5 separate regions of the Mus musculus genome follow, and all the other regions are linked to region 2. The links are chromatin loops, found by intact Hi-C in ENCODE. Cell type or tissue: heart. All regions are shown on one strand.

Region 1 (5,000 bases), 140 kb after region 2:
CCAATTGCTGGGATTACAGGCACGGGCTACACCTCAGTTTCTCTCTCTCCTTCTGTTAATATCTATGTTCAATTTACATTAAACACTGTTCTTCAAGAACTCTGATTTTAGTTCACCCTGACTTGTCCTGAGATGATTTCTTCCTTCCTTCCTTCCTTCCTTCCTTCCTTCCTTCCTTCCTTCCTTCCTTCCTTCCTTCCTTCCTTTCTTTCTTCCTTCCTTCCTTTCTCTCTCTTTCTCTCTCTCTCTCTCTCTCTCTCTCTCTCTCTCTCTCTCTCTCTCCCCCTTCCTTCCTTCCTTTCTTTTTCTGAGATTCTTTTGTTTTGAGACAGGGTTTCATGAAACACAAGCTTGCCTTCATCTAACCATGTAGATGAGGATGACTGAATCCCTGATTCTGGTGCCTCTATCTCCCAAGGGCTTAGATAACTGGAGCTCACCTCTGGGACCAGCTCTGACATAGGTCAATGATCTCAGCTCTATCTTACTCTTCAGGATCCTACAGGTGGTGCAGAGGGCAGAGAGTGCTGGTCCACACAGACAAGCACAGAAGAAGCCGGGAAAGTTAAGCTACCAGCCACCTTCATAGGAAAGAGATGTTTAACCTGTCTTCCTCCTGGAATGCTGAGAATCAATACAGTTTACAGCCTGTTGATCCTTTGCTGTCTGATGAGCTGGGCTCTATGTGTGCGTATCTATCAGAATTTATGTTTTACTTATCCCAGACCCCTTTTCCCTAAAACCTTGAACATTATTTCTAGGCCATAAAACTCACCCTTATGAGAGATGTTATTTGTACTTTAAAGTGACTTCTATGCTCTCTTAGGGCCAAATCCTGACTCCCACAGGGGCTGTGTTTATCTCAGCCATTTTCCCTAGAGAATTCTCCCTAGACCCTTATCTTGGGTATTGCTTCTAAGGCAACCAAAACCCATCTTAAGCATGAAGCCACAGGTACTTTGTAGAGAGGGTCCATGAAAACACGTCTTAAGCATTGTTGTACTCTCTGGGCTGAGTTTATATCTGAAAACTTTTCCCAAAATTGTGCTATGCTTAGATATGGCAACATTAAGTGAGCGGATATCGGACTCTGAGAAGTCCTGGCCCAGCACAGGTTACCTAAGTCAGGTAAACCGAGCTTGATTTTCCCTCACGGGGAAAATTTTCCATGTAAAGCCTGTAGGGGCCTCCCGTGGAAACCAAAGAGTCTGCTGCTGAAGCTGGTGGGTCTACAGCCAAGCACTGCTGAGCCATCATCAGAAGCATAAGAGGCAGGCAGAGAGCAGATTCATTACCAAGGCTGCAGGTTTCTGTACCTAAACTGGGTCCTTTTTCCCTCTAGGAATTGTGGAACCAATATGAAGCCTGAGTAGTGAGTCCTTTATTATTATCCAAGAATAGGAGATGTGGGAGATAAACCCCATAATAAATTCTTGGTGTCTAGGAAGCTAGAGAGTAAAGGAAATGGGGGCAGGTGGGCTCAAAGGAGAATGGTAGTGTGCTTTTTGAGAATGGGAGATTTGCCGGGAATTTTGACGACTCTTTCTCTTTCCTACCTCATCCCTATTAGTGGTTCTTTGCAAATATAGCTATGGAAATTGTTGTTATGGCAAAGGATGGTGTGTTCTTTAGCATGCAAACAGGATTTATGATGAACTCACAGGGTGACTAGTGGTCATTCCGTCAACCATCTTTTAAATAGTAGTTCCTGATGGCTCACCTAAGGAAAGACTTCTGGCCTACAGGCACCCTGTCTTCAAAGATAAGAATGGGGCAAAGTGGAAGCTCAGTTGGGCACAGAGGCAGCACTCAGACTAACACATCCAGAAAGGACCTATCTGTCCCACATTGAACTTAGACTTTCTCCAAAATTGTGAGAGAACCGGTGGGTGTGGTGATGCAGCAGTTGGAAGACTGAGGCAGGAGGATGATGAAAATGTGAGGTCACCAGCCAGGTCCATATAGTAAGACCTTCCTCTCAAAAGACAGTCTGGAGGATGGCTGACCCATTAAGAAGACCTGGGTTCAGTTCCCAGTTCCCACACAGTGTCTCTCTCATAAGGTGTATCCATACCTCCAGTTCCAAGGGACCCAACATCTTGTTCTGACCGTTGTGGTACACATGTAAACATGCAGGCAACACACTCGTACACATAAAATAAATGTTAAAAACAAACAAAAACCACGAGAGCTTGCTGCTCCTGCAGAGAACTGAAGCTCAGTTTACAACAGGGGATTGGGTGCCTCTGGCCTTGGGAGCTGCACTCATGTGCACACACATGCTCAAAGGCACATACACATTTTTTTTTAAACATAAACCTTAAAGGACCGTGAACTTCTTCATTCCTTTCTCCTCGCTTTTGGCTTTCTTCTCTGCAACTGGTTTGAGCACTCGGTTGGGAGTAAGTCTCGGTATCTATTATCACCTGCAAATTCCTGAGGCCTCGCCTTGGTGTATGCACAATTGTGTTTGCTTGGGGATTTGGAGAAAGAACCCGCAGCACAAACCCCAGGGAACAAGGCCGTGCTGCCCCGAGGGTGCAGAGAAAAAAAAAAAAAGTTGGCGTTGAGGCATCGCTGCAGTGGGAAGGGCAGGCTGCTGGCGAGGAGGTTGGGGCTGGCCTTTCTGGGGCCAGCCACCCCTGGGCGTGGCGCGGGGACTGGGCGCGCGGAAACCGCCTGCGCCACCACCACCACCGAGAGCCCCCCCCCCCCCTCACATTCCTAGAGCGGCCACCAACAGCCAGGTGGGCGCCGGCCTCCGAGGCCCTCTCGGTGCTGGCCGCCAGGGGGCAGCACAACGGCCAGCACAGCCCGACGTGGTGGGGGCCTGCAGGAGCTTAGGTAGTGTGCCAGGCCTATGGAGGCCAGGGAGAAGATGCTGGGAGGAAGGACATTTGGAATTTACACCATTAAAATTGGTTTAAAGGTATAAACAATGATCTATTTACATTTATTGAAAATATAAATATAGAACCCAAAAAATACTGTTCGGGGATTAGAAAATAGGATGGCTTTTTGGAGCCTTGGCTCGTTGTCTCACTGCCACACACGTGTTTGGGATTTGAGAGGTTTCTTTAAAAGTCCTTGGGGCAGAAGAGATGGGCCATTCTGGGGGTTCTCTGGGCGTCTGAAGGGCTTGCCCCCTCTGGAAGGGGTTAGATGATGGGGTAGGGAGATCTTTCCCAAGGTCAGAGCTTCTAATCGTGCCAGAGAGAGTGGCCAGACAGCTAAGCCAGGCATCTGAAACCAGAGTCCCAAAGCCTGGCTTATTCCGGATTCCAGCAGTTTATGCTCAGTTCGAAAGGTGGAGTGGGGTCCTTGGTACCGGGAGGCACACCACACCATCTTCCTTAGGTCTCGCTTTCAGCCTGCCTGTCTTTGGATTCCTCATGAGACCTCTACGTACCTTTCTCTCACATAGCAGGCACCCATTTGGAGGGTTTGGCAGGGGCCTGGAGACGCTACCGAGTACGTGGGCTAAATATGAGAGGCATTACTGGAGTGAATGCATACTAAAAGATAGTATCGTTTAAAAGTTTTAGATTTTTTGTTTGTTTATTGAGGCAGACTTTTGCTATAGCCCTGGCTGGCCTCTGTAGAGCACATGCTGGCCTCAGCCTCCTGAACACTGACATTGCTGTGCCCCCACACAGGGCACTGGTTTGGGATTGTCTATAATTAAGAAAGTATTTCTGATTGGGAAGGTGGTGTTGCATGGTGGTCTTGAGAGCTTGGGAGGAAGAGGCAGGGTTCTGTAAGTTTGAAGCTAGCCTAGTCTTCTTCATAGCAAGTTCCAGACCAGTCAGGGCTACCTAGTTCCATCCTGTTTAAAAAAACCAAAAATCTGTTCCCACGAGGCCAAGTTTTTATCATTGTTGACATGTAACATATTTATCCATGAGATTGATAAGCCTGGGTGTCAGACTCCAGAGCAAGTACAAAGTAAGTAAAAGCTGTCCCCATCTGTAGGGAAATCAAACGCATGATGGCCACTAAGTGCTACCCCTAGGAGGTACCTGTAATCCCAGGGCAGTATAGCCTCTCCAGGATGCTTACAAGGTATGAGGCAAGGTCCCCGATTCTTCCCTGGAAAAGGCAGTGGGAGCATGTGCTGAAATTATAATGGATCCTTTAAGGACATCTGTGCTGTCATTTCCAAAGCCTTCCAGGAATTCCTGGTGAGTTTTGGCTTCTGAGATTTTCCTGGTGAGTTTATGGGGACTTATCATCTTCTGATAGGAATATCTGCCAAGCATGTGAAACCTGAAAGGAAATTAAAGTTAAGAAACTTCGCTCCATCCAGGAATGAGGTAACTATGGCAAGTGTCACTGAATAAATTAGACATCCAGAGCTTGGTTTGAGACTGGGAAATGTTAAGAGTCACAGGTGCTTGGTCAGAACCTTAGATTTAAAGCAAGCTTCTCTCTTGGTAGTCCAGAAGGCCAGGCAGACAGTGGCCAGCAGGAAGGATGCGCTACTATTTAAATGGTTCCATTTAAACAAGGGACTTAGAGGCTGCAAACAAAAGTTTGGAACACTGACAAAGTGCAGAAAAACTGAGCTGCAGATTTGGCCCATCTTCATATAGTTGATAAAGCTTTGTGTCTTGAATTTGGTTGTTCCAGCCCTTGGGAGATGAGGCAGACGGTCATCCTTCCATCCACAGTGAGCTCTCCACAAACCTGCGCTCCATGAGGCCGTCTTTAAAAGGGAGAGGGGCAGCAGGCTCTTCCTAGTGACACACTTCATGTCGACATCACAGGTCTGAAAATGGCTACAAGTCCTCATGCCAGATGGTAGCTAATGCATATTTCTTCTGTCATGATTAGGAATGAAATTGATCAGCAGGAAAATAAGTTGTTTGTTCACTTAAAAGTTTCCTCAGGCCAGGCGTGGTGGTGCATGCCTTTAATCCCAGCACTTGGGAGGCAGAGGCAGGCAGATTTCTGAGTTCGAGGCCAGCCTGGTCTACAGAGTGAGTGCCAGGACAGCCAGG
Region 2 (5,000 bases):
GAAGAGCCTACTTGTTAAGTTAGGCATGGGGCAATATCAAGATAGACATGTTATCCTCTTTACTTAGCTAAGAGTAAGCCTAGACATTTATTTTATCAAATAAATCTCCACCTGTCTCTGTCTGCAGAGTGCTGGGAACAAAGGCATGCATCCCCACATTGGCAAAGGGGTAAAGAGTAACTGCCTTTCCTTAGCGCCTACTATATGCCAGACATTATAAGTTTTCAATACTAAAGTAGACTAGCATACCCCCTATTTATATATAATATGGGAGGTTTAGAGAGATTTGAGAAAAGGTAGATAAATGTTTTGAAATGTATGAGACCCCTCTCTTGTCCTCTCCTGCAGCCATCATTTCAAATACACTGTCCAGAGCACAAGCTGTAGAAGTTTTAGGAGAGACAATGGAAAACAGTCAATGCCACCTGACAGGTCAAGGGCCAGGCCTGAATCTATCTCTTGTAAAGAGTGTACATTAGCTATGATAGTTTAACCAGTTGTCCATTTTGCTCCTCAGGGAGCTCATAGCCAGTGACTGAGTATCTCAGCCTCCTCAGTCCCTTGGTCATTGGAGCACCTGATATAGGGACCATAACCAATGTAGCACCAGCAGCACCCACATTATGCCCTTTTTTTTCTTCCAGAAGTATACCTTAGCCACCCCATACCCTTCTGCTTGTATAGGTTTCTATGCCCTGTAGTTGGTAGGCTTAGTGGTTATAAAATAATGCTAATATGGTGAAAATGTGCATTTGAGCCTGCTTAAGTTGAAATTTTTGTTGTTTTTTTGTTTGTTTGTTTGTTTTTTGAGACAGGGTTTCTCTGTATACCCTGGCTGTCCTGGAACTCACTTTGTAGACCAGGCTGGTCTTGAACTCAGAAATCCTCCTGACTCTGCCTCCCAAGTGCTAGGATTAAAGGCGTGCGCCACCATCGCCCAGTTTAAGTTGAGTTTTTTTTGTTTTTTGTTTTTTGGTTTTTTTGTTCATACAATACTGTGAACTAGACCCCCAGCCTAAGCCTAATCTCTGCTACACAGTAAAAGTGTGAATGGCTGTGTGAAAGTCTACCTGCGAGGAAACTGGATTAGACACACTGTGTTGTTGTCTTTCTGTGTAAAAAGGAACATTGATATGACTCACTACATACTTAAGGAGGGACATAGTAATCATTTTATCCTGAGGACATAGCTTAAACACTTGGGACTAACTTAGTCCTCTGTTTCTCATTTCTAGAAAAGAGAATATAGAGTTGATATCCCATAGGTCAGAAAATGTCTTCTCAGATGTGGGTTGCCAGTAGAAAAGCATTTGCCTGGAGCTTCCCAGGCTGGGCTTACTCGGTTCCTCTACTAATAGTGGACGTGATGTTTACAGTGAGATATATGCACTTGCATGCATGCACAACTTGTAACCAGGAAACGGAAAAAAAATCACTGACTTCTGGAGCATAACCTTCATAGAGGATAATATGAGTCTATGAAATACTCATTCATATATCCTGGAAGCATACCTAATAAAGCACTCGATAACTGTCCTTCTGAAGATAGCCCCTCTGGCACCCCACCCTTCCCCGTAGCTTCATATTGTTCTCAAGTTTAAGTGTAGTAGAACTCATGGCTTCCACCAGGTCTGACTTTCCACAAGGTGATAAGCCTTAGAGAGCTCAGTCCAGACAAGATAAGGACTGGCCATTTAGGAAGACAAAGTGGACAATATGCTACAGATAACCTACAGGGATTTATCTTTGATGGGTAATTACTTTTTTTTTTTTTTAGACTGGCCTGGAACTAATTATGGAGACCAGGCTGGCCCTAAACTCCACCTACCTCTACCTCTCAAGTGCTAGGAATAAAAAGTGTGCACACCACATCTAGCAAAAGTATCTGGGAGCCTACTATGTGCCAGGCATTAGTTCCTAATTTTTCAACATTAAAATAAGACAAACATAACACCCCACCCTATTTATATAGAACATAGGAGGTTCAGAGACAGTAAATGTTAAAAAAAAAAAAAATCACAGCCAGTGGCAATGTTGCAATTTAAACCGAAGAAGAGTATGCAAACCACAAAAAAACCAACCAACCAACAACAACAACAAAAAAAAAACCAAACAAACAAAAAAACCCCACCTTATGCCTAAGCAAAAGCTGACACATAGTAGGTGTTCAGAAAATATTTGGGTAAAATTTTTACAAGGGTGAGGCACCATTTTCTCCTGGGATGTCCAATGCATTCCTAGAAGTAACAGAAAGCAAGCCCCACTGTCCAGGCCGCAGCTTGGGACGTGAAGATCGACCACCCCAGCCAGACCTAGAGGCCGGCGGTCGCCGTCAGATTTCTTTGGGGGAGGCGGTGGCCCCCAGCCTGGAGTGGCCCCCGTCCAGCCCTGCAGGCGGGCAGGAGCTCCGAGGCCATTGGCTGGCGCGCCGGCTGCGAAGGGCGGGGAGCGCCACCGAAGGGGACTGTTTGCTCCTACGGGCTGTAGATGGAGCTGTCCGGCCCCGGCAAGGGGGAAGGCGCCTGGAAAACGTTCTTCTTCTCCCTGGCCGGCCCGAGCGGGGAACAGCACTCCCAGGATGCAGTTTGTGTCAACACGGCCGCAGCCTCAGCAGCTGGGCATCCAGGGTTTGGGGCTGGACAGCGGGAGCTGGAGCTGGGCCCAGGCTCTGCCCCCGGAGGAGGTCTGCCACCAGGAGCCGGCGCTACGCGCGGAAATGGCCGAGGGAATGCCGCCCATGCAGGTGGGTGCAGCGCCCGCGGGCGCCATGGCCGCGCCGCTGCCGTGGGGGCGGGGCGGGGCCGGGCCTCGGGGAGCCTCGCGGCTGCCGGGGCCCCGGGCGAACGGCGGAGCGGGCCTGGTGCAGGCCCGGAGCGCCAGGCCCTGCCGCGCTGCCACGGTGCCGCTGTCCGGGCCGGTGCGGCCGGGACCCGGGGCCCGCAGGATGCGGAAGCCGGGGCTGTGTTGCCCGGGACCTAGCGCGGTAGTGGCCGCTTCACTGAGCAGGGACTCGGGTTCCTCTTGGCGTCCGACCCGCCTGGGTTTGCGGCAGGCCTATTCCCGGCCCACAGAGGGAACAGTTTAACCATGTTTACACTGTAGCCAGTTTAATAAAAGGGTTTAAAGCTGTTTTATTGCTGTCTTTTTCCGACTATAAAGAGCAGCCCACTTTTCCTCTGTAGAACGGATGAGCCAGGGAAGGGACTGGGAGGGGACTTTGTCATCTTGGGTTGGCAAACTTGCCTGCATATTGGAATCGCCAGAGCAGCCTAAGACAACTGACTACGCCCAAACCGCATCCCCGAGCGTTGTCTTGGGGTCCTGGGGGTGAGAGAGAAGGCTCCAGTTGTTTCTTTAGGCTCCGTAGGAGATCTCAGGGTGCCTAGGACTTAGCTGGCACGGCCTTGGGTATACAGCACAAGGAGAAGGGTTAACGTGGTTTAACATCATTGTCTCAGAAGGGAGACTGAGTTACCTGAAGACTGGACTCTGAAGAAGCCACCCCTGTGTTCCCATTTGATTCTCAGTCAGGACTTAAGACTTGACAAGTCAATATGAAGACCTTTGGTTGTTTTTGAGCAAAATGACCAACTGTAGGTCTTCAAACCTGCGGAAATGCAACCAGCCTCAGACTTCCTACACTTCCATTGTCAGTCTTATCCCCTTCTCTGAACAAGGCCCCGGTGAAGCCTCCATAAGCCCAGTGGATGGCACTGACAGCCATCCAGCCACCAGGACCCAGCAGGGGCTGGCATTCCTAGGGTCCTGTTGTTCTCACTCCCATGTCAGAGAGGAATTCTCAGATGCTGTGGGGTAGTCTTCTGGCTATCACAGCTTCTCAGAGTTTGAGGAAAATAGTTCATGTGATTGTCAAAAGCCAGTCAGTCCGGCTCACTTCAAAGCAATAGGATTCCACTTTTCCCAACTGGAGGGCCCCTTCACCAGAAGCAGAGAGAACCAAGAGAGAAAGGGACATATCTTCTGGTCTGTGTTGTCATCCCGCACACCCTGACCAACCTCCACTTTTCTTTCTCTGTTGTAGAGCTCAGCACACAGCCTATATCTAGTAGAAGAGAAAGAGGCAGGCTCTGGGCCATGGGGAACCCCCTCATCAGGAAGCAGGGAAGGGAGCCACGAGGTTTTTGTTGTAGCCCTCACAGGGGTAAAGAATGTCCCTCTTCCTGTTAAAAAGTGCTATTGTCTAGTAAACCTATTTCCAGTTTGCACAGTTATGAAAAAGTAGCAGTGTGTGGAATTTTAACAGTGCCAGGTGTACCATCCAGCCTAGTATCTCTGGTAGGCCTAGTAGACATGGCAGTGATTGCATGTTTGCAAAGTGTTTGTGTTATCTGTGGCACTTAGAGCCCTGCCAGTTGGCAGGGCAGGGCGGTGCTAAAGAATGGCCAGCTGCTTCTTTGTTCCTCAATTTCATCATCTTTAAAGCAGAGATAATCATTCTTGCCCCAACCTGCAAGAGAGATTGCTCAGAAGATTAACTCCAGTCAACTTACACGGAAATTCCTACCTTGAAACAAAGAGTGAGAGCCAAATGGGAAGTCTGCCATTCAGTGTTGTCTGTGAGGCAAGCAGCTGTTCTCTTCAAAGAGAGGGTCTGGGCTATCTATGTTAGGCAGGGGGGCATGACCTAGACTTTCCAGAGGCCGAGGCAGGTGAACTAGTAACCAGCCTGGCTCTCCTAAGAAGGGAATGGAAGAGTGGTTAGTTGGATGGTGGGAGGTGGAGGGTGACTGTTCCAGCTACCACTGAGGTCATTAATGAGCCTAGCCAGAGGCAGAGGCTTGGTAGAGACACTGGGTAGTACTTGACTGCTTATCCCATTTTCAGGCCACCTTCTCTCACACACATGTTCTCATCCTGAGCTGTCACTTTCTTCCCTTGCATACAGGCTCAAGAATGGGACATGGATGCCAGGAGACCAATGCCTTTTCAGTTCCCGCCCTTTCCAGATAGGGCCCCTGTCTTTCCTGACCGCATGATGC
Region 3 (5,000 bases), 210 kb after region 2:
ATAAACTATAATCTGGTGAGGAAGGCAGATAGTCATACTTTTCACATGTGCAACAACAATCATAAGACTGATGCATCCCTGTCATTGGGAGTGGCATAGAGGCTTTAGTGACTACCTACTGGGGATAAAGAACACATTTGGGTAGGGAATGGGAGGAGCTCTTCCATGTACATCTAAGGTGCAACCCACAGGGTAGATCAGAGATCCTGTCATGGGCGCCATTTCTGGTCAGTGCCTGAAGATGGATGTTTCTTATATTCTAGAAGAATATTCTTGAACAAAAAAGATTGGTGACTGTTTGCAAACAAACAAACAAACAAACAAACAACAACAAAAACAAAACAAAACAAAAAACCAAAAAAACCAAGTTCTAGAAACTAGTGTGGACTCATCTGAGTTGCTGAGAACCAGAAAATGGGAAGACATGAGAAAATGGGGACATGAGAGCTTGACCAGAGGCAGAAAAGCTTGCCTGGGTGGTGCTCAAGAGTTCCTCAGGCTGTACAGAAGGAAGGACACTGGCTCTGACTGGGGACGTTCAGTGGGTCTCAGATGGGTTCTGACTGGCAGAACTGTTAGAGGGAGCAAGTGCTGTGGAGGACACTTCTGGTCCCTTACTCCTCAGGACCAGCCCTGACTGGGATTGCCCCAGACTAGAGTCTATTTCAGACGTATCCTTGTACTTTGCCACCCATTCTCTCTGCTGCAATCTGTGTGTTACACAAAGACATTTGCACAAACATCTATCTTGTTGATGTCATTCTTGTTTAATTTTTTTTTTTAAATGGGGTCCATGGTCTTTGACCTGTGTAGTTGGAAGTAGGGGTTGTGCTCTACTGAAGCCTAGCACCTTGCTAACTTAAAGCGAAGGTGGGATAGTCAATTGCCAAACAGCTAGGGAAGCCAGTACTCTGAGACCGGAGTCACTGATGCCAATTCCTTCAACTCTTTCCTACCCATATGACGAAGCCCAGGCCTTCCCAGCCCCTTCCATTTCTGCAGCCTCATATCCAAAACCATATCTCCAGGCTTGTGGACCAGTTTTGCACTGTCCTGTGTCTGGCCCTTGCCTCTCTTTGCCCAAGCCCTAGAAACCCTAGCTAACTCAACTCACAGAAGCACAGATTACCTGGCTGGGCGGGAGGAGCACCAGAGTCTGCTAAGCACCTGCATTCGAACCTCCACCAGGTTGGCTACGACCTCTTTCTGTTCGACCATAAGGCTACTCGTGTACCTGGACTGCTTTCCTTATTACAGACATTGAACTGTGAGAGCACTGTCTTCCCACACTTTTCTCGCTGAGATTCTTGGCAAGTTAACTTCGTTGGGCCTTCAGCTTTTCTTTTGTATGAAATAATAACTATAATAGTTACTACCCCACAGGTTTGCAGTGCAGACAAAATCATGCCTAAACCGGGCTGAGTGCAGCGCCAGCCTGGCTGGACAAATACGAGCAGTCCTCGCGTGCCGCCTGAGGAGGGTTGGGCACATAGTGGGTGCTCACTGTCTACAGAATCGACGTCGGACACCTCCCAGGTGCCACCAGGCCGCTGGGGGGAGCTGGGAGAGGGAAGCACCGGCCCGGCGCTGAGGAAGGAGCCCGGCCCGGGGACGCGCAGACCGGGAACTTGGCGCAGGTCGGCCTCCCGGGCGCGGACGGCCGTTCCCTGCGCTCGGCTCCACCCGGTCCGGTAGGCCCCGGAGGACCTCGCGGCCGCCCGCCGCAGCCACAGGACCCGCAGGCCCGGTCTGGCCCGGAAGCCCTCCTGGGGCCTGCGGCACAGTGTGCTGGGCCCCGGCCTTCCGGGGCCCGAGGCCGCGCAGGCCAAGCGCGCGGGCCGCCCTTACCGGAGCCGCGGCCGCCTCGGCCATGGCCCTGCGCTGTCCTGCTCGGCGCGAAGGAAGTCGACGCCGCGGCGCGCGGCCCCACGCAGGCCCGGCTGCCGGGTCCTCTCCGCCGGCAGCGCCGCCCGGGCCTGCCGCTACCTTCCCCGCCGCGCTCCTCGCAGGCCGGCCTGCTGCCGCTCCGCCCGCAGCCGCACCGCCGCCGTCAGCGCCCGGCCGCTCCACACTGCATCCTGGGAGCCGGTGCCGCGGCCAGGCCGACGAAGGCCCGTGAGGCTTCCTGGAGGCAGCGCGGCGGCACAGCTCCACCTGCAGCTCGAGCGGCGAACGGCAGCGCCGGCACCCGCTTGCCGCCGCGCTTGGCCCCGCCCTCCTCACGAGGCCCCGCCTCGGCCCGACCTCCGACCACGCCCCCGCATATCGCCACGCCCCCCGCGGCGCCAGTGCTCACCAGCGATGTGCCACCTGGTTTGGCGGTATAAAACTTGGGGGTACGGCCTCGGCAGGCAGTGCGCACCCCGGCACGGTCACTTCCGCAGCTGTCCAGCTGTAGCACGCCTATTTTTGCCTTGAAATGGAATGAATGCTTCCAACAATAGAAATATGGCTTGATAAGTCACAGTAGGTTCTCTGTAGGATTATGTATGTGTGTTATAATAAACATTTTAATGACACAAAAAATGTGGGGTTTCTATAGTATGTATACTATAATAAACATTTTAATGACATGAAAAATGGGTTAAAATGCCATCGTTTAAAATCTTTTTGAATGCAGTTGGAGATACAGTTCAACGGCTAAAAGTACTTGCTGTTCTTGCAGAGGGCTGGGTTTCAGTTCCCAGCATCTCACCACAAGCTGTAGTTACCGCAGATCCAACGCCCTCTTGTGATATATCAGGTAAGCGTGGAAAGATGTTGAACGAGAGTAGTCCGGAACTACTTCATTTTGGCGTTAAAATGCGTAACAAATGTATAACAAGATGTGTGTTATCATGTGTATTATTCATGTTCATACAGTGTTCATATAAAAGGTTATGTCTAACAAAGTTTAGGTAGGTTTGGAAGCATGTCCATTAACGTAGTGCCAGTAGACCCCAGACCCCTAATTTTTTTCAATTCATATTTTTGTTTTTTAATAACAAGGAAAGGAAGAAAAAAGTCAAAATGTAAAATTTCTCCAGAAGCCTAGTGTGGAGCCCCGTGTGGCAAAGAAGATGTATTGCCATTCAGAATTGCCTTCCATGCCACCCCCTAGCAGGAGCCTGCAAGACCAGTGCCTGAGATCTTTTTGTTGTTGCCATTCGTTATTTATTTTATGATTTACTTTTATTTTTGATTATGTATATGCACACATATGTATGCAAATATGTGTACGCGTGTGCAGGAGGTCAGGGGTCTCAGGTTCTGGGAGCAACCTGGGAACTGAAGTTTTGTTCTTACTCTTAATAACTGACCCTCCTTCCCCAGCTCCCTGACTGTGCTGGCTAACTTTATGTTAACACAAGCTATAGTCATTTGAGAGAGGGGAATCCTTTTTTTAAAAAATATTTTTATTAGGTATTTTCCCTCAATTAAATTTCCAATGCTATCCCAAAAGTCCCCCATACCCACCCACTCCCACTTTTTGGCCCTGGCGTTCCCCTGTACTGGGGCATATAAAGTTTGCATGTCCAATGGGCCTCTCTTTCCACTGATGGCCGACTAGGCCATCTTTTGATACATATGCAGCTAGAGTCAAGAGCTCCGGGGTACTGGTTAGTTCATAATGTTGTTGCACCTATAGGGTTGCAGAACCCCTTAGCTCCTTGGATACGTTCTCTAGCTCCTCCACTGGGGGCCCTGTGATCCATCCAATAGCTGACTGTGAGCACATCCACTTATGTGTTTGCTAGGCCCCAGCATAGTCTCACAAGAGACAGCTATATCGGGGTCCTTTCAGCAAAATCTTGCTAGTGTATGCAATGGTGTCATCGTTTGGAGGCTGATTATGGGATGGATCCCTGGATATGGCAGTCTCTAGATGGTCCATCTTTTTGTCTCAGCTCCAAATTTTGTCTCTGTAACTCCTTCCATGGGTGTTTTGTTCCCAATTCTAAGAAGGGGCAAAGTGTCCACACTTTGGTCTTCGTTCTTCTTGAGTTTCATGTGTTTTGCAAATTGTATCTTATAGAGAGAGGGGAATCCTAACTGAGAAAAACAAATGCCTCCATGGCCTTGACATCAGCACCAACCTTCAGGTTTCTGCCCTGCTTGTGTTCCTGAACTACTTTCTTCAATGGTGAATGATGCTTTGAAGTGTAAGGAGGAGAAACCCTTTCTTCCCCCAAGTTCTTCTCATGGTGTGTTGCATTGTGGCAAGAGAAACCCTAAGTCACGGACTGAGATCTTAACACTTCCTTTATCCTCTCCTCAGCCTGCGTGGTCTGTAGGGGTGTGAGAAGGGATGGAGCCATTAGAATACATCCTTCTTATTGTGTAAAAATTGAATTTACCCTGGGGACTGCCCTGGGTGAGCACTTATTCTTAATATTTGAGGAGGCTGGTTCCCCAAATCTAATTTTCTTCTTTTCCTGCTAGCTCAGCTGTGTTCTGAGATCTCCAAAGTCTTGGGATTGCCTCTCAAAATAATTACCCGGATCCCCTGACATAGAGTCTGTTCTTCAAAGGATGAAGTCCACTCTTACCCTTACTACAGGGGACAGCTCTGGCATCTGCCCCAGGTCCTTTCCTATTGTTTCTTTTGGTACTTCTTCCAAGGAGGAATTCCCCCCCCCCCACCCAAAGCATCTCCTCTGCTGGGGTGAGCCCATAAGTGGGACTGGTTTTATGATCTAGAGGAATGTTTTTAAGGAAAACACCTGGCAAGAGTACCATTGTAGAGGTGAGCGCAAAAGAGGCGATCAGGACCTGTGGTTGTTAGCTTTGCTGCAAAGTCCTGGATTAAAAAAAGAAAAGCCAAGGCACCTTTCCACTGAAGAGCCACGCCCACATGTGGTTCTTATTTTCTTCAGCTTTTCTTTGGAGACGCCCACAGCCACGCTCTCAGCTGTGGTTTGCTTTTTCCTGAGTATCTATCCTTCTGCTAACCTTTGTGTCTAAGTTGATATTAAATATCTTTATTAACTCCAACTCTTCTCTGTTTAAAAAACAAAACA
Region 4 (5,000 bases), 78 kb before region 2:
ATGACCAGGTCCTTCTGGCCCTTGTATTTCTTGCCTAGGCTGGTATAGATAGGCTCTAGCTGCTTGCAGTGCCCACACCAGGGTGCATAGAATTCAATGAGGACGTCCTTTTTGGGGTCCATCACAATGGCATCAAAGGTCTTTCCCACCACCACCTTGACTGGTCCCTTGTTGTTCTTGGGTACTGGCTGTGATTTGATGACTGGCTTTAGTTTTCCTGCCAAAACAAAAAGAGGAGGTGTCAGTACTTAAAACCCCATGGATCCTGCCACTCTATCTGAACCAGGCACTGAGGCAACCTGAACTACCAGGAGTTATTAGCCCCACTCACAGGTGGGGACTTAGCCCCTTTAAAACCTTCCCCAACAACGGGCAATATTCTATAATAAAATTATCTTCACTCTCCCAGTCTCTACAAAATTCAGTCTAACAGAGACACTGACCAATGCAGGAGAACTATTGAGCACACTAGGACGGAGTCTGAAAACCCCGTGGGGAAAACATCAACTCTGTGATGACAAAAACAAGTACCCAAAATGGGTAAGGGCCCCGGTAGGTACCAAATGGCCAGCAATGAGAATTAGGTGCTTTGCTCAGTCAGGACAATAAAGACTTGGAGTCTCATAGCAAGTGTTCCTCATATTCAAAAGATTGTTTCAAAGAGCTCTGAAAAGTTTCTAAGTCATGCTTGCCTTTTTTCCTAAAAATAAAACCAAAACCTACCAACCAAACTAAAAACAAATGAAAGAGGAATTATGAGGCACAGTGACACACAACTACAATAACAGCATTCTGAGAGGCTGAGGCAGGAGAATCACAAGATTGAGGCCAACATGAGATACAGTAAGGCTCTGTCTCAAAAAGCAAAAACAAAGAACAGAGAGTCTGTCTCCATTTTCCCAACCCCAAGGGACAGGAGAGGAAGCGCCTAGAGTAAGACTCTTGAGTGCGAGTGGTCGGCAGCAAGAGACGCTCCAGGTCAAGTTCTCAAGTCACAGAGCTTTCAGCTGCACCTGACTGGGATGCATCTGGAGATGCCTCCTGGAATCCTTGCCTAACCACAAACTGTGGCTTCTTTAGACTGATGCTACTGAATGGGCCCTCATCCGGCTTTTGCTTTCAAAGTAAATACTAGAAAACTTGCCAAAATGAGGAAAAAGTAAACCTCCTAATGTCTGAAGTAACATTTAAGTTGTCTTGGTACCGAAGAGTTTGGGGGGTACATCGGCACTTTTTCAGGTAACTAAGTCAGAAAATGGGTTGGAGAGGGCTTAGGAGTGAGGAGGGGCAGGGAGTAACAGGGGACCTACCAGGTCTTTTCTGTGGACTATGGAGAGTGAGGAGGGGCAGGGAGAAACAGGGGACCTACCAGGTCTTTTCTGGGGACTATGGAGAGTGAGGAGGGGCAGGGAGTAACAGGGGACCTACCAGGTCTTTTCTGTGGGCTATGGAGAGTGAGGAGGGGCAGGGAGAAACAGGGGACCTACCAGGTCTTTTCTGGGGCTATGGAGAGGAGATTAGGTGGCTTCCTCTATCATGTGCTACCTTATTCTTTTTTTTTTTTTCCTTTTTTTTTTAAATCATTTATTCATTCTTGATAAAAGAGTCCTTTGCTGGCTCGGAAGCTTCGGAGTGTCACCTGTCCTTGTGAGGCACAAACATGTGTGGCCCAACTCACCTTTTTTAAAAGCTGTGACAAATTCCCGGAGAGTGTCTGAATCAAACTCCTCTGGCTCCATGGCAAACTTCTTCCCGCTCTCGTCTAGGATGGCTGCATTGACATCCTCTCCACTCTCACTGAGCCCCAGGTCCTTCACCTCCGTGGCATAGTCTTCCTCGTCAGCAATGGCGAAGGTATACTCAGGGAAGTCCTTGGCCACCTCTAGGACTTTGTTACGCCAAAACTGAGTAGCTGAAACAGACACAGGCTGTGAACTAAGTGGCTGAGCAGAAGAACTGTCCTGCCCTGGACTGTGAGATTCAAGATTCTGACACTGACGCTCTCCGACAAGGCCCAGACCCAGAAGTACCTCGACCAGATAGGAAAGGATTTCTGGTATAGCAACACTGTGTAAGCAGCTGGCTTAAGGATAGAACTCCAACTAAGCCCCAGGAGACCTGGGTACTGGCAACACAGCTCTGTCTGAGAAGCCAGTTCAGCACCAGATCTGCTACATCATCTCTATGAAGGTACTAGGCTTGACTTTTTTTTTTATCGTCTATTTTCTTGTTTGTTTTAATTTTTATTATAGAATGCATAGTATAATACCTCAGGATTGGCACTGTTTTCACCTGTTGAGCCAACTCTTTAGCCCTAGGTTTGACTCTTAACTCCCCTTTTACTAAATCAGGAAGGAAAAAGGGTACTTTATGGCTCAGAACTCGAAATCCGATGCTAGAGGCAAAAATATGCCCATACCACTAACTTTAAGGGTTCTAGAACAAGATGTCTAAAAATGGTAGCCCCCGCCCTATAAAGGTGTTGGTAGGGTCTCTCACCAGCTCTGTAATCAAAGCTGAAGTCCACACTGTAGTATACAACCACCAGGGGGCGTTTGCTGTACCGCTTAGCATCATTAGAAGTCTTACGATGGCCCACCAGGGGCAAGGCATGTTTCACTACATAGTCCTTAATGGCTGATGCTTCTGTAGAGCCCTGTGTCAAAGACAGCATAGACTAAGAGCAAGCACAATGAAAAGGGAGCTCTAGCTAACGTGCCGTCAGAGTCACTGTCAAGCACAGATGTTTGTGTGAGCTCACTCACCCCATCTAATCACACCATTTCTTCTGACTGGAACTCCAAACCCAATGAGAAAAAGCTTAATGGTCTTAAACAGTAACTATACACATGGACTGAACCATGCGGGCTTTTCCATAGTCAGTTAACTGAGGTCCACAAGAGCCCTGAAATCCCTTTTACAGATGACAAGGTGAGATACAATTGCAGCTAATAAATGGCCAGGCAAGGCGCTGCAGCTGGCCACACGCAGCCACACCTTTAACCTTCAGATTGTACTAGAGAGCATTCAGATTGTACTAGAGAGCAGGGAAGCCTCAGATTAGAATTTAGACTCAGGCGAAAGACGTGGTTGGTGAGCTGTCACACCGAGCCCACTTTTTTTCTCTGGGGGCTGTGTGCTGAGGGCATAGCATTCACACAAACAGCTGTACTCAACTAGGCTCCACAATGGACTCCTCTAATGATGGCCTATATGGTTCTTCAGTGAGATGTTTCATCAGTATCAAGGAAACCCAAGTTTGCATGGCACCTAAAATATATGTCAGAGTGAGTGTCTAAAGGGACACAGAACTCAGGTTTTAGAGACTGGAGGTCACTAGAGCTCACACTTAAAACTCAAGGTCACTCTTAGATAGTTCTTGTTGAGGTAACTCAAGCACTTTATTCCATGTGGAGGAGGGTGGGATCCAGGGGTAGATGCTTCTCACTGGTTCAGTCTGAGATGTTAGGGATGCTCTATCTGCATAGGGAACGTAGGTCTCCAGGTCTTGTCCCTACATGACTGACTGTCAAGGCCCTCTTAATGGGGTGTCGTAGTTATATATTCCAGGACAGGTAGAGCTTGACAGGGAGCTGGCCCCATACCCACCATTCTCAATTCTGAGATCTCCCAGGGTAGGAGGTCCACTTGCCCCACAGGGTCCCATAAAGACCCAGAGCTCCAACACCAGGAGCCTCAGCACAATGGACCAGCATCATCAGGGAAAAATACAACACTCACTGATTAGGCTCCTGTTCTGTGCCCTGAAGCTTAAGAGTGGGGTGAGAAGCAAAGGCTGGGAAAGGAGGTTTGAATACAAAAGGAGTGGAACTCTTCCACAGAATAAGAAAAAGAGGTTTGGCTTTTCTGGATGAGGTGTGTTAGTGGGGGTGGGTTTTAAGATTTCGAAAGCTCTTGTATGCCAAGCCCAGTTTCTCTGCCTATGCGTCAGGATGGGCCTTGCAGCAACCGCTCCAATGCTTGCTGCCTCTTACCATGCTCCACACCAGGATGACAATGGACTAAACCTCTAAAACCACATGCAAGCCCCCAGTTAAATACGTTCCTTTTTGAGAGTTGCTTTGGTCATGATGTCTCTTCATAGCAATAGAACAGTGTCTAAGACAGGTATGCCACACCCTGTGGGCAAAGAAAATTCTCCACATTTCAAAGTCCAGATGCTGTGCACGTAGAATACCCAGGAACTGACATAGCAGAGGACGCTTCACGCCTCTGAAGAGCCCCCCTCACCTGAACATCCATCACGTGGAACCTGGGCTCATACTTGGACTGGAACTTCTCAGGGTGTGTCAGCACCAACTTCCCCAGGGAGACTTTCAGGAACTTGGCTATTTCAGGGCTGAAAGTGTGGTGAAACTTGTAATCTTCTCTCAGGTTGTTAGCTGACAAATGAACAGAATATATTAAATTGATTAAGTAACAGTTTTATGACCCTCATTGGCCAACCAAGTGCCTGAAGGGTATGAATGCTACTGTAAATTCTGAATGGACTTTATTCATTCATTCATTCATTTATGTGTGTGTGTGGGAGGGGTTGTTGTTGTTTTTTCGAGACAGGGTTTCTCTGTACAGTCCTGGCTGTCCTGGAACTCACTCTGTAGACCAGGCTGGCCTCAAACTCAGAAATCTGCCTGTCTCTGCCTCCCAAGTGCTGGGACTAAAGGCGTACGACACCACTGCCCAGCTAGTAGCCTGCTTCAAAGTTCAGCACAAATATAATATCTAAGTCTTCCATCTTAGAATTTGTCAGAAATACAAAATAATACATTCACAGAAATTTAGAACTGTTTGTTTGGAGCAAATGTTTCCTCCTATCTATGACAAGTAGCAAACTGGAACCCAGGACGACAGTACCTCTCAGAGAACATGCAAGTACCATATAGTCCTGTGACTTTACACTGAGGTTTCATACCTAGTGCCCTTTACAGAGGTTTCAAGCTCTTGTCCCGAGATTAAGAACTCTGCATTTAGCCAAATCC
Region 5 (5,000 bases), 89 kb before region 2:
TCTTCTTCTCGCCCACTCTTCTTTACGGGAGCCATTCTGTTGGGACCAAGTTGGAAAGGCACAACTGGAGGTTTTATTAAGGATCTTTTAATACAAACGTTAAGCACAAGTGTTAGAGAGATATGCTCATTTAAAAATGAAACAAAAAATAAACAAAAAAAAGGCATACTCAAGTGTAGGTTAGGGCTTCTAAAGGGGGGGGGTCTCAATCCTCTTAGCATTAGCCACATACCGCCCATTTGGAGTTCTCTAGACTTATACTTAAAACATTTGCTAAGAAACCATTTTGTTTTCTTTTCTCTACCTTTTGATAGGTAAGATTATAAGGTAGTTCTACCAATAAAATTATAATCTGTTAAAGACCAGAGCTATTCAGCATTTAGTACATGTCTTTTCCCTGTGTCTTAGTCAGGGTTTCTATTCCTGCACAAACATCATGACCAAGAAGCAAATTGGGGAGGAAAGGGTTTATTCAGCTTACACTTCCATACTGCTGTTCATCACCAAAGAAGTCAGGACTGGAACTCAAGCAGGTCAGAAAGCAAGAGCTGATGCAGAGGCCATGGAGTGATGTTCTTTACTGGCTTGCCTCCCCTGGCTTGCTCAGCCTGCTCTCTTATAGAACCAAGACTACCAGCCCAGAGATGGTCTCACCCACAAGGGGCCTTTCCCCCTTGATCACTAATTGAGAAAATGCCTTACAGCTGGATCTCATGGAGGCATTTCCTCAACTGAAGCTCCTTTCTCTGTGATAACTCCAGCTGTGTCAAGTTGACACACAAAACCAGCCAGTACACCCTGTAAAGGAGGTTTCTGAGAAGATTCCCTAGAAAATTGCATGTTTATATCTGGGAAGGACAAGGGCCTGGAACAATTGTTAATTGTGCTGAAATCTTTGTCTGTGAGCAAGAGACTTCAATAACAAGCAAAGGGTGAGAGGTTCCTCTCCCTTCTAATGTTTCCATACTTTTCTTTCTCAACCTCAGCAAAGACTATTCCACAATCTTATTATACAGAGCCTTGCTTCCAGCTTTCTCAAGGTTGTCAAAGGCCTCTGGGTGCGACTCAGCTGTGCAAGTGTCTCTTGCAAGTGTCTCTGAGGCTCCCCTTGGTATTCCCACAAGAAACTTAGCCTTCTTTCACATTTTTCTATATTTTCAAACTCTTGAGTTGATTTCCTTCCTCCAAAAAAGCTTCCTTTCTGAAACATGTATTTTTACAGTTCTGTTTTAAAACATGACACTATTTTCAACTTTAAATATCTCTTAATCTTGTTTATTAAGTCTTATTAAATAGTAGTCTTTGACCCTGCTGATATTACTTTAAAATTCTTAAATATCTACAAAGCTTTTCATTTTGCTCTTTATGTTTCCTAAGTGAGTCAAACATTGTAGAAATTAAATAAAACAACCCTTGCCTTAAAAAGTACCAATAAAAAAAATAAAAAGAAAACAATGGGCAGGAAGCTATTCATAGTTACCCAGTCTCCTTCCTTTACTGTCTTAGGACATGTAATGTCTTAGTCAGTCATCGCTGTTATATATCTGTTTATTAGTCTTGGCCTGTGATTGATTTCAACAAACCCTTTTTATTTATTACTTGTTTATTTGTCTTAGAGGAGAACAATCGAGTATTTTTCTGTATCCTCAATGATACCATAAACATATTGCCATTTAACTTGTACAATTTCTAAGATTAGAAAAATTATATGGGGAGATGTAAGTTTCAAAAAAGACTAGTCAAGTGCAGTAGTGAGAAGGGGGGAAAGTGTAGAACAGGAGTTCAATCTGTAACTGACTGTGAACAATCAATTGAGATAACTCACTACCTTCGGACCAGCCAATGCCCATGGTCTCACGCTGAACTAATTAAAGGCCAAGTACCTCATCACTTTTCAGTCATGGTGATTTTTCTATTGTATGTGTAAATTACATCATAACATAGATATTGTGTTCATATATAAAACTCTGGAAGTATCTGGTCATTAATACCTTTGATGACTATCAGCCATCAAAACTCGAAGCCGCTGATATTTGCTGAGCATCTTGGGAAAGACTTGCAAATATATCATTTCGTCACTAGGGCGTTTCTCCTGGACTGCGAAAGGCTCAGTAGCTGCTGATGGGCCTCCTTTGTCCGGTTGCTGTGGGTCCGCCACGATCCGTCTTCCGATAGGGCGGAAGCTTCACTGTCCATACCCTCGTGCTTTTTACCCCTAAGTCCTTCAGCAAAACTGTGCCCTAAAACTAACCATTTTCCCACGTGGGTAGTCTGCTTCCAGAACTACCACTACCCGCTCTTCCCCAAGCCCCAAGTGACCAAACCCAAACAAAACAGGCAAGCAGCCCCACCAGGCCAGAGCAAGGCTAAATACCCGGGCAACTTTGATACTTCTGAGGATTTAAGAGTTGACAGGGTCAGAAGGCAAAAAACAAGGCAAGTGGAATGGGGGGTGGGGGGGAGCAAAGAAGGGAGAGAGAGAGAGAGAGAGAGAGAGAGAGAGAGAGAGAGAGAGAGAGAGAGAGAGAGAGCTCTAAAACATCGGAGATTAATATGAATGCAAAAAGTAGCCAATTGGACAGTAAGGATATTCTGAAGCGAGGTAGGGTTGTAATGAAACAGGCTGAAAACTGTCAGATTGCATCAGCCATTCCAGATAGCAACACCCTAAAGAAGGGTAGTGACTCCTGTCATATAACCTACCAACTAGGCTCTGTTGTTACAGATGCCCTTTTCCCAGAAATGTCCCTGGGACTCTTCAAACACCTGCCTCAGCCCGAAGAAATGAAAAAGTGTCTCTTAGTCTATTAGGTGATGTCAGCAAACTTAACCCATTTCCTGGAGACACAATATCCTTCATCTTTACTTCCCTCCCAGGTCTCCGCTGACCCTCCTGAGACTTTCTAAGACCCTTGTTGCTTTGCAGTCAGTGCTACCTGTTTGCTTAATAGAACCTGCTGCTTCGAAGCAGGCGCTAATATACTTTTTGCCTGAAAAATGGTCTTTGCCTCTCTTGAACCTCCATCCTACCTAAAAACTCAACAAAATTGACAGGGAAAATATAAATGAGTTTATAAAAATGACTCATTCAGGTAGGGCCTAGTGGCAGTTTCCATTTGTCCAACATCTGGGGGGGGGGGGGGGAGGCAGATCTCTGTGAGTTTGAGGCCAGCATAGAGACTTTCAGGCCATCCAGGGCTATTTAATGAGATTTTTTTTTTCAAAATAATAACACAAATAGCTTTATTATTATACTATTATTATATATTATTGATGTGTTAGAATGGTGGGTCACATCTCAACAGCACACTAGGCCAAGACAGTTCCACATGGGAGAGATTTTATTGGGAGAGAGAGAGACAAGGTAGTGGCAGAAAGAGAAGAGGAGAGAGAGAGTGAGGCAGGGAAGGTGACAACAGAAAGAAAAGTGGGAAAGAGAGGAGGGGCGTCTATGGAAAATGACTGTAAAGGTGGGAGCTGAGCCCAATGAATTCTGGGAATATGATGGCCATTGTCTTGACAACAGGTCACACTGTCGCCTATGTGGTGTCATAGGTTTGGGAGGTCCTGATGCCAACAATTATTATATATAACAATATAATTATATTACATATTATATAACTATATTATATATTATTATACTAGATTATTATACTTAAGATCCATGTAGTAGCAGGAAAGAGCAGCCTATTCTTTGCTGGGCTTTCCCTGGCAGGGGTAGCAAAGCCTGCTCTACCCATCTTCCACCCTTTTGTCTAATCTGTAGCACCCTATCCTCACTGGCACCTAAATTCCAGGGAGATACAGTCGCTGGCTCTTCTTCCTTTGCCCAATACCATTTTTCACTTGCAAAGTCAGTGTGTTAACAGAGAAAGTAGGGAGTCAAAGAAAAAATGAGCATTTTTCTCTACTACAGTCCTTCAAAGAACTTCTCCAGCCTTGGAAATCAGCTTCTCTGAATGCAGGATCTTTCACCTGTTGCCCCATGAAATACCCAAGATTACGTCTCATTTCAAAAAAAGGTAATACTTTAAAATGGAGCAGTCTCAGCTGGACAGTGGTTGTGGTGTGTGCATTTAAGCACAGCACTTGGGAACAGAGGCAGGCAGATCTCTGAGTTTGAGGCCAGCCTTGTCTGCAAAGAGATTTTCGTGACAGCCAGGGTGACACAGAGAGAAGACCCTGGAACTGTGGGGGGTTTCAACCCCATTTCCCTAAGTCCAAGCTTGGGAAACCATCCCCCCCACACCCCCACCAGGATCAGTGTTTTTAATAGAAGAGCCGTACTAGAACCTGAGGGCATTAGAATGTCAGATCCAACTTATTCCTGATGAAATATCTTCCTCATGGTGCAAACAACCCCCTTAGGACCCTGGGAAAGCAGAATTGCAGATTATATGGTACAGACAGGTACTCAATAAACAGGTTGAAGGAATGAATGTATAAATGAAGTTGAGAAAAGTATTCGTTATTTTTCTGTTGCTGTGATAAACTACCATGGCTAAAACAGCTTACTGTCCCAGGATTTTCCCTGTCCAATTACATTAGTATAGAGGAGGTCTGTGATTGGACAGGGAAAAGGGAGGCGGAGCTAAGAGTTGCTGAGTCAGGGAACAGGTCAGAGTAGAGAGGAAGGAAGATGATGTTGGTTATGAATCAGCTTGGCTAAGACCAGCCACAAGTTGTTACTATATAAAGGTTAGAATATTGGGATAATTTGTCTAATCTAGGTGGGCAGCTTTTATCATTTTCAATTGGCTCTGAAATTATTGTATTGGCATTTGGTAAATTGTGATTTTATTTATACATAAATCTGACTGGGTAACTACAAGCTTTAAGATTTTACCAGGTTACTGGGTGTTGTGATATGCACCTCGAGGGTGGCGGCTCCATTTAGTTACTGGAATGTGAAATCACCGACTCCATGGGTTTATGGCTAAGAAAGAACTAGTGGCTCCAGGGGCAACACGCAGGTGCTGGCACTAGCATGGGAATGAACT

The links. Peaks named below come from ENCODE experiments on the same cell type or tissue, not always from the same donor. Only the 100,000 strongest peaks of a DNase experiment are listed, where the experiment ranks them.
Region 1: a loop joins it to region 2, with 2.6 times the contacts of the local background. A loop is called at or near these places in 2 of 42 quality-filtered maps.
Region 3: a loop joins it to region 2, with 13 times the contacts of the local background. A loop is called at or near these places in 2 of 42 quality-filtered maps.
Region 4: a loop joins it to region 2, with 3 times the contacts of the local background. A loop is called at or near these places in 2 of 42 quality-filtered maps.
Region 5: it touches region 2 in a loop (2.1-fold over the local background); 2 of 42 quality-filtered maps call a loop at or near these places.

What each region holds. Positions count from the first base shown.
Region 1 is chr6:48,013,620-48,018,619 of GRCm38, forward strand. It overlaps a transcript of Zfp777 not described here. Among named protein-coding and RNA genes, the nearest start is that of Zfp777, 32 kb to the right of the region's middle. In heart, a CTCF peak has its summit at 2,797 (motif pointing right); a DNase peak (open chromatin) is centred at 2,712; H3K4me3 peaks cover 732 bases; H3K27ac peaks cover 571 bases; H3K27me3 peaks cover 4,789 bases.
Region 2 is chr6:47,875,094-47,880,093 of GRCm38, forward strand. It overlaps Zfp282 (zinc finger protein 282), which reads left to right and starts at 2,462. Exons shown (of 8, transcript NM_146175.3): 1 at 2,462-2,743; 2 at 4,907-5,000. The coding sequence starts at 2,579. In heart, a CTCF peak has its summit at 2,491; a DNase peak (open chromatin) is centred at 2,488; H3K4me3 peaks cover 2,335 bases; H3K27ac peaks cover 1,714 bases.
Region 3 is chr6:48,084,467-48,089,466 of GRCm38, forward strand. Zfp746 (zinc finger protein 746) reads right to left here and starts at 2,127. Exons shown (of 7, transcript NM_001163475.1): 1 at 1,849-2,127. The coding sequence starts at 1,872. In heart, CTCF peaks have their summits at 1,530, 2,174 and 3,040; DNase peaks (open chromatin) are centred at 1,615 and 2,205; H3K4me3 peaks cover 1,963 bases; H3K27ac peaks cover 1,420 bases; H3K27me3 peaks cover 344 bases.
Region 4 is chr6:47,796,687-47,801,686 of GRCm38, forward strand. Pdia4 (protein disulfide isomerase associated 4) reads right to left here. Exons shown (of 10, transcript NM_009787.2): 7 at 4,252-4,403; 8 at 2,500-2,656; 9 at 1,679-1,912; 10 at 1-217. Among named protein-coding and RNA genes, the nearest start is that of Mir704, 4.5 kb to the right of the region's middle. In heart, a CTCF peak has its summit at 2,549 (motif pointing right); a DNase peak (open chromatin) is centred at 2,555.
Region 5 is chr6:47,786,340-47,791,339 of GRCm38, forward strand. It overlaps the pseudogene Rpl31-ps7 and Rny1. Among named protein-coding and RNA genes, the nearest start is that of Mir704, 15 kb to the right of the region's middle. In heart, no CTCF peak of the experiment used is centred here; DNase peaks (open chromatin) are centred at 2,142 and 4,592; H3K4me3 peaks cover 1,005 bases; H3K27ac peaks cover 1,144 bases.